3 separate regions of the Homo sapiens genome follow, and regions 1 and 2 are each linked to region 3. Evidence: chromatin contacts called from ENCODE Hi-C or POLR2A ChIA-PET data. All regions are on one chromosome and are shown on one strand. Each heading gives the region's core, a stretch centred on a gene start or an enhancer-like site at or near the end of the contact. The rest is flanking DNA. Distances are from core to core; before and after follow the strand shown.

What was found. Hi-C counts contacts between places; a loop is a spot of excess contacts on that map. ChIA-PET counts read pairs that join two places held with the same protein, here RNA polymerase II (POLR2A). Pooled maps may share reads with other maps.
Region 1: a loop to region 3 is called in a map of naive thymus-derived CD4-positive, alpha-beta T cell, with 14 times the contacts of the local background. The contact joins the promoter of RAB23 here to the enhancer-like site in region 3. A Hi-C loop is called at or near these places in 2 of 168 maps with a recorded cell type or tissue (both naive thymus-derived CD4-positive, alpha-beta T cell), 9 of 37 single-sample maps with no recorded cell type and 15 of 50 pooled maps. POLR2A ChIA-PET finds 5 or more read pairs at or near these places in 1 of 52 experiments (MCF 10A).
Region 2: a pooled map shows a loop between it and region 3 (7-fold over the local background). The contact joins two enhancer-like sites. A Hi-C loop is called at or near these places in 3 of 50 pooled maps. POLR2A ChIA-PET finds 5 or more read pairs at or near these places in 4 of 52 experiments (BJ, GM12878 and T-cell).

The regions. Positions count from the first base shown.
Region 1 is chr6:57,220,973-57,223,725 of GRCh38, reverse strand. It overlaps RAB23 (RAB23, member RAS oncogene family), which reads left to right and starts at 1,419. Exons shown (of 7, transcript NM_016277.5): 1 at 1,419-2,000. It also overlaps a transcript of PRIM2 not described here. RefSeq lists a silencer at 1,716-2,065.
Region 2 is chr6:56,541,372-56,544,252 of GRCh38, reverse strand. The region is part of intron 61 of DST (dystonin); the gene reads left to right. Among named protein-coding and RNA genes, the nearest start is that of COL21A1, 300 kb to the right of the region's middle. RefSeq lists enhancers at 1,173-1,592, 1,297-2,062. Within about 2 kb of position 1,397, at least 40 of the 41 ENCODE cell types and tissues checked have a DNase peak (open chromatin) inside an H3K27ac peak, as active enhancers do.
Region 3 is chr6:56,903,159-56,906,036 of GRCh38, reverse strand. All of the region lies in intron 2 of DST (dystonin), which reads left to right. Among named protein-coding and RNA genes, the nearest start is that of DST, 50 kb to the left of the region's middle. Within about 2 kb of position 1,321, at least 2 of the 41 ENCODE cell types and tissues checked have a DNase peak (open chromatin) inside an H3K27ac peak, as active enhancers do.

The DNA of each region.
Region 1 (2,753 bases), core at 170-2,669, 320 kb before region 3:
CTTGAGTCTCTTTTCATGTGCTCATCGGCCATTTGTATACCTTCTTTGGAGAAATGTCTATTCAAGTCATTTGCCAACTTTTTAATTGTTTTTTTTCTTTTCTCAGAAAGGGCATCAGTACGTTACTCAAGTTTAAGAGATACTGCCAACCAAATCCTAGAGATAAATCTGTTAGCTACTTGATATTAAATTTCTTACAAATACTATTGCTATTATAGGTAAAATAATCTCCACTAATTTTTAAAATTATTAAGTGTGAATTATAATTCACATACAGAAAAATGTGCATAAGAGTACAGCTTGAATTTTCACAAATGGACACGCATTTATAACTAGCGCCAAAATCAACGGAGAGAACCTCACTAGAAGGAAGCCCCTCTTCCAGTTGCTAACTGGAAGCCCCTCTTCTAGTCGCTAACTCCTTCCAGTCACTATCCCCTGCCCACCAAGGTAACCATTATGCTAACTTTGAGCCTCTTAGTTCTTCTGTTTTTGTAGTTTATAGAAATGGACTTATGCCATGTGTACTTTTGTTGTCTTTTTATGCTGGGCATTAGGTTTCCCCAGTTGATTCACGTTATTGCCTGTAATTGCAGATGCTTTTTTGCGTTGCTGTATAGTGTTTCATTATATGAACTCTGTGTAATTTCATTAATTTATTCTATTGTTGATGGTCTTTTGGGTTATTCTCATTAAGGAATTATTACAATAAATGCAGCTACGAACATTCTGATACCTGCCTGTCCGTGCACCCTAAGTATTCGTTTCTCTTTGCTCTATATGCAGGCGTGGAACTGCGGGGCCATAGGGTATGCACCTTTTGCAGACAGTCCCAAACTGTTTTTCAAAGGAGTTGTTCCAGTTTACATTCCAGCAGCAAAGTAGAAGAATGCAGTTACTCTACATCCTGGCCAACACTTGGTATTTTCCATCTTTTTTTTCTATTCTATTTTATTTTGAAATATAAAAACAACTGAAGCAAAGTTGAGATTGCTTTTGCGGAACCTTTTCGTTTTTGGTTCGCTTCTCTGAATAATTAACCATCTCAGGCTTCTATTTTGTCCTGCAGGCTGTGTGAGTGCGTTTTCGACTTTGCTCGACATTTTTTTGCTCACTTGGCCACTTAAGATGTCATCTGGTCAAGAAAATAAGGTAGGTGTCCGAAGCGGGGCAAGCCCTTTGAGGACACTGGAAGTGTGATAACTCTGTAGGCGAAACTCATGCGGACCGTCATTGGCCGATTTCTCTTTTCTAGAGTTCACGATCTAGGAGATCCTGCTCGTCTCTGATCTCCCCACTGCCCTCCCGGGCTCCCTTGGAGGCGCCTGGAAAGCTGAGCCGCCGCCAGCCACCCGCCAGAACAGGGGCGGGGCAGGGCCGCGGGTCCGCACAGAGCATGCGCAGACGAAGCACGGCGCATGCTCCGCAGCGCGGCGGGTCCACAGATGAGGGGAGTCGAGACTCCCGCGCCCCACCACCCCCGGCGGAGCTGCTGCTGAGCCACTCAATCTGAGCCCTGGCTACTAATAAAGTTCGTTTAAAAATCATAATCATTCTTAAGAGAGCGAAAGAGGGTGCGAACTAGCCGCTCGGCCCCGCAGGGAGAGCTGGCGCGTCGGGAGGAGACAGCGGCGGCAGCGGTTGCGCCGCGACCAGGAGGAGCCGGTGGCGCCGGGCGGCGGGTCCGCGGCCGGTGGGGGACGGTGAGTAGCGGCTCGCGCTGCGGTGCAGCGGCGCTGCACTCACTCGCCCTCTCCAGGGGCTGGGGGTTCGTCCGGCTCCACTGGGGAAGACTCAGCTTCTCCCCGGGGTCCCGGGTTGTGCCTTACTCTCCGGAGTGGGCAGGGGTATCGAGGGCAGGGGCCTCCCGGCCCGGCTCCCCCATCCCCCGGTTCGGACCGCCGAGCGCCGGCTCTCCCCTCCCTGAGCACCGATCCCAAGTTCCAGCTAGAGAAGGTGGGCGGCAGCGCCAGCCCGGCGCCCCCTCCCAGCTCCCAGCGGTGGGTACCTGGAATTGCCTGGTGGGCGGGAAAGAGGGGTGGAGCGAGGGCGGCGCTGCGTCCCCAGTCTGGCCGAACGTTCGGCTTTTTGCCTGCCCCAAGTCCCGACTGGGGAAGGGGCGACCCGGGCTGGGCCAGACACCAGTAAGGGCGTGAAGTGCTCAGGTTAGGTTTGATGGCGAAGAGAGTCCTCAGCTCCACCCTGGCATTTAGACTCCTCCCTGCAGTGCGACCACTCTTTACCCGCGACCCCACCCTTCCCTAGTTTCTTGTTCATAGAGTGCTGGAATATGAATGAGCCAAATTGTGCTGTTCCATTGACACTGGTTGCTACAGAATTAACTTTACTCGGAGATCCGAGGAGCCATCGGCAGTTCCCAGGAGTAAGAACCTGAGAGCGTGTGAGAGTAAGAACTTCATTATCAGGAGCTAGTGAAGTGGCAGTAGGGTCTGAAAAGGGCTGTTAACTTCTCTAGGTTTTTATGTATCTCCTAACATCTAGGTAATTTCATTGACCCTAAGAAGTTTTTCAGTATTTTTACAAATATAACCTGTACTTCTACTTAAATAAAGGCTGTTATGAGAAAACAACCTTTTGATTAGTGAGTTAACTCACCCTTTGCTTCTCTAATTTATTAGACCGCATTAGCAAAATGTTAAAAGTTTTGGGGAAAGGGTATTTATATAAAGTATTATTGTCGAGGTTTTTAATTGTACTCAGAAGTATGCTTATTTCTAGGAACGTAATTGTTT
Region 2 (2,881 bases), core at 148-2,647, 360 kb after region 3:
TTCTAAGCTTACATATCAAGAGAGCGGCAGCTGGGAGTAAGACTCTTGGCCTCTACTATTTCCCAGTCTAGTGCCCAATCCACTGTTCAAGCGTGGTAAGTATGAGACCATTTTTCTTTCTCTTATCAGTGCCTTATTACAGCCTGTGTGCTTGAACACCACAGAATCAGGTGCTTGTTGAAATATTTCACGTCTTGAACATGAAAAATTGGCATTGATATTGTGATGTGGATGGATATTTTTAAATCTCTTTTTCTTTATAGATAGTCATATATCTAGTCAACTTAATGATGGCCACATACTGAGTTGCATCTAATAATCTAATAATTGTTGAATGGATGAGTTACCGATAGAGTTTTCATTATGAAAAGATTTTTTTAAAAAAGATTCAACTCTTAGATTTATCGAATGAATATTGAGATAACGTTTTCTCATTAAAGGCACAAAAGTTTCCTCCCACATCTTTTCTGTAAAATTAACAAAGAAAGTATAAAGTTGTTTTTACTAGAACTGCCTTCTTCATTTGGAGTTAGCACAGTTTTGTTCATGTTCAAATGATTATTTTATGAGATTGAAGAAAGACCGCTTCATTTGTAACTGACACTCTGACGATGTTTCTTATTTTGTAAAATAGAGAATGTTTAGATTTTATTTAAATAAAACTATTAAATTTCCTACAAAGACTAAGAGTTGGCTTGCTGAATTTATTTTCAAACAGTATTTTTAGAAGGGTGTTCAGTAGATAAAAATCTGTGGAGGTGATTTTGTTTATTAAATATCTGGAGTCAGTGAGTACCACTCTTGGGCCTTGTGTTAACCTCAAGAGTACTGTATGGTTATTAGTAACTACTAATATTCATGTCAGCAGTGCTGAGAGCCCCTCACTGGTAGGAATACTTTACTCTGGAGAACAGTTAGATTTGAACTTGGGCTTCAAAAGGGAACGGCAAAACACTCTCGACTTCAAAGTGATCTGCACTTTGCATCGCAGATACTGCTGAAGCATCAGATTCTTCAGTGTAAAAGTGCGGTTTCAACTGAAGGATAGGGACCTATGTAGCCCCCCTTTTCCCATTTAGTATTCAAATGAGTGCGGTCTCTGGACCTTCACAAAATAATTTCTTCGCGGATCTCCCGGTGCCAGGTTCTGCCTCCGCAAGCCCTACGGATCCCCTCCCATTTTGAAGTAGTCGGCGGGGTTTCCGCGGTGTTTGAACCTGAGCTGTCCCTCTCCCCAGTGGCCGGACTCGGCCTGCTTTGCGCTGATGTCACCACAAGCTGTTACATTGCAGCCTCTCGGCTTCGAGGTACCTCCCACTGAAACCGCTCGCCGACTCCCGGGAAGAAGCGAAAGATGACTGCGAAGTTAAGTCACGGGAGGGCGTAGCACCGAAGTGGTAGAGAGCTGCGGCTCCGGAACGCCCGGCAGGCCCAGAGACGCAGCAGATGGTGCCTGAAGAGAGAGGGCGTTGCTGCAAGCGCCCTGGCTGGAGAGCATGCCTGCCCGGCACCGTGCTGCCCTGAGGAGCCGCGGACAGCCCCGGAGCTCCCTTCCGGAGTTCTTTCTGCTGCCTCCACCGCCACCGTCTCTCTCTAGCCCCAGCTGAAATGAAGGCCATACCGCGGCCACAGAACTTGGTTCAGTTTCAAAGGCTAATGTAGTCCCTGGGTTTTCTGCTCAATGTGAATTACGCTGCCTGTGCCTTAGAGGAAGCCGCGGAGCTCTTCGTTGCTGCAATTGCCTCAGGTGGAATAAGCCTTCCTAAGGAGGACCAGATAAGAATCTTTGGAAATGGCTTTTTTTTTTTTTTTTTTTTTTTTTTTAAAGAAGCTTAGTAGTACACCATGCTTTCTGTTTACTTTAAACGGTTGCTGGATTGTACTGCCCTGGGTGTCTAAAAGTCTGGTGTTTTTTTCTTTCTTCCTTTGAGTAGTTCTGAATAGCATTGAAGAAGCTTAAAACAGGAAGAAAACCTGCCTTTTCAATCAAGTTTATTTATAGCTACTCCCCCCTCCAAAAAAAAAAAGTAAAAGAAAAATGTAACTTTCTCATAACGTTAGACTTAACTTATTTTTCTCTGAAGATTTGTTCTGTGCCTTGATGTGAACAATACCAGGTCCCTGTGTTTGTCTTTTAAATTTCTGGAGCATGGTTTATTTACCAGAATGGTGGAGTTCTGCAAGCCATCTTTAAGTGGATTACAGTTAACCAGAGCTCTGCCGAAATTAACATTCAGGCTGTTAAAATGCTTGCTCATTTGGAAATTTTAATCTGGAAATATCAGACTAAAAAGGGAAATGGACTGACAATGGAATGTTCTGAGTGTTTGAGCCACTGTTAAGTGTGTGTTTGTTTATTTTCTGTGTTTTGGAGTGTGTGAACGGGGACTTTGGGAGCTGGGAAAGGTGGACAAAGGAGATTTTTGTTCTCTGTTATTGATGCACTTTATTGTTTAGAATCATCCTAAAATCAACCAGGTAAAAGGATAGTTGCATTTATACTGATGCACTGCTGATGACCTTAAACACCTCATGTATTATGAAATATATTATTTGAGCATGTGTCTTTATGCTAAAGACACTCCATAGCTCTGTTCAGAAGTATACTTTTTTGGAAGATGCTTTATCTTATTTCTTATCTGTGTCAAGAGCTGCAATATTTGTTTTAACTATCTGCAAAATGGGGAAGCCACTCAGCAGACCAGACTGTTTACGTCAGAATCCCCCATGTGTAGGGAAGGGTGAAGAAGAGGAGGACCTAAATATCGAAGACTGTTACGTCCCACAGCGGTCAATCTATGATACTGTTAGACTAAATGAACAGATAGACTCTGGTTCAAAAGGTAGTCTATCTTCCAGGCATTTTACAGATCGAACTTTA
Region 3 (2,878 bases), core at 72-2,571:
TTCATTGCAGCATTTTTCACAGTAGCCAAGATATGGAAACAATCTAAATGTCCGTGGAGAGATGAGTGGATAAAGAAAGTGCAATATAGGCTGGGTGTGGTGGCTTACACCTGTAATCCCAGCACTTTGGAAGGCCGAGATGGGTGGATCACCTGAGGTCAGGAGTTCAAGACCAGCCTGGGCAACAAGGTGAAACCCCATCTCTACTAAAAATATAAAAATTAGCTGGGTGCGGTGGCCTGTGCCTGTAATCCCATCTACTTGGGAGGCTGAGGCAGGAGAATTGCTTGAGCCCGGGAGGTGGAGGTTGCAGTGAGCCGAGATTGTGCCATTGCACTTCAGCCTGGGTGACAAAGCAAGACTCTGTCTAAAAAAAAAAAAAAGTAGAGAAAAAGAAAACGCAATATATGCATACAATGGAATAGTACTCAGCCTTAAAAAATGAAGGAAATCCTGGCATATGCAACAGTATGAATGAACCTGGAGAACATTATGTTAGGTGCAATAACTCAGTCACAGAAAGACAAATACTGAATGATTCCATTTATATAAAGTATCTAAATTAGTTGAATTAATAAAATCAAAGAGTAGAATGGTAGTTGCCAGGGGCTGGAGGGAAGGAGAGATAGGAAGTTGCTATTCAATGGGTATAAAGTTTCCGTTACGCCAGCTGAATGAGTTCTAAAGATCTGCTATACAACATTGTACCCAGAGTTAACAATACTGTATTGTGCACTTAAAGGTTGAAGAGAGCAGATCTCATGATAAATGTTCCTCACACATGCACATACACACCACACAAACACACACACACACACACGAGTGCACATCTTGGGAAATGATTATCCAAAAGGGGCTGATAATTTGGGGTGTCCTAAAAATGATAGAAGTCCACTACTGACAGGCTTCCAAGTGTCCATCACCTAATGGTTGAAGAGTAACTCTTATTGGCCGGGCATGGTGGCTCACGCCTGTAATCCCAGGACTTTGGGAGGCCGAGGTGGGCAGATCATGAGGTCAGGAGATCAAGACCATACTGGCCAATGTGGTGAAACCCCATCTCTACTAAAAATACAAAAATTAGCTGGGCATGGTGGCACATGCTTGTAATCCCAGCTACTCAGGAGGCTGAGGCAGGAGAATCACTTGAACCCGGGAGGCGGCGGTTGCAGTGAGCCGATATTGCGCCACTGCACTCCAGCCTAGCGACAGAGCTAGACTCGGTCTCAAAAGAAAAAGAGTAACTCTTATTAACACCTGGAAGAACTTATAGCACCACCTACTGTTTCAAGCTAAAATTTCCTCTGTTAAAAGACATGGCTTTTTTTTAATATTACTTAGGAGAAGAAAGTGTCATAAATCAAGGAGCTGTAATTCCTTACAGTTATTTAGGGAAATAAAGGTGAACGGTCATCGTTGTTTATAGTGTTTGTAATCATAGCTGTGAGCTGCTGATGTGTAAATTGCTGCTGCCAGATCCAGGAAGTGAAGCAGTAATAATAATGATAATAATGTATTAAGTATTTTTTCTATGCTGTGTACTGTTCTGAGTACGTAATGTGGATTATCTCATTTAAACACCCCATTACTCTACAAGAGAGACGTATTGTTATATGCATTTGACAAATTAAAGAAGAAGCAAGGCACAGAGAAGTAATTTAGCCAAGACCACACACCTAGTAAGTAATAGAGCTGGTATTATATTTGAACCCAGGTAGTTTGACTCACTGGAGAGTAACAAAGAACTCTCTCCTAATGATCGGTACCTCACATGTGTCTGTCTTCAAGGCACACCAGCAATGTGACTCATTTTCCTATTTCCACCTGATTTCTTTTTTAGATAGTATGAATAATACACTATTGTGTTCAAGACTATATTTTATTCACACAAGTAATATCCATAGTAATTATAGTGAATGTTTCTGTACTACTACGTGCTAGGTACTCTTTGAAGTACTTTACCTCCATTACTTTATTCTTTTCAGCAACCCTATGAATTACTATTTTAATCCTTATTTTATAGGTGAGGAAATAATTAAGTAACTATTCAAGATCATACAACTAGGAAGTGACAAAGGCAGTATTAGAACCCAGATAGTGGCTGCAGAGTCTGTGTAGTATACCACAGTGCTTATAAATAGTTATTTTAAAATAGTACAAGTAAATTTGGGTATAAAAGAAATAACTGAGGCAGTGCTCAGATCTGGAGAAAAAATGTTAAGGTGGAATGAAGATGCCTGAAGTTTAGGAAAGACTGATTTAAGTGGTTTAGAATTTTTGGCCGCATGCGATGGCTTACACCTGTAATCCCAGCACTTTGGGAAGCTGAGCTGGGCAGATCATGAGGTCAGGAGTTTGAGACCAGCCTGGCCAACATGGTGAAACCCCATCTGTACTAAAAATACAAAAATTAGCCGGGCATGGTGGTGCACACCTGTAATCCCAGCTACTCAGGAGGCTGAGGCAGGAGAATCGCTTGAACCCAGCAGGCAGAGGTTGCAGTGAGCTGAGATCACACCACTGCACTCCAGCCTGGGTGACAGAGCAAGATTCTGTCTCAAAAAAATTTTTTTATATCATAAATAATTCTGCATTGAATATCTTACTGGGCACTCTTGGTAGAATTTCTCTAGGGTAGATACAGGGATGTGAATTCACTGAGTTATTGTTTTGCAGAATGGCTGTGACAGCATGTTTTAATCTCTGTCATTTGGTTACTTTAGCGAAGTTTTATGCAGTTTTTCTCCCTAAGTGTTTCTAGAATTTGTAGTCCACTGAGGACTATTGGTAATAATACCAGTTAAGCAAAATCTGGTTGCTTATTACTCATAAGAGAATCTACATTCTTACCAAAGAAATGTACTGAACTTACTCCACT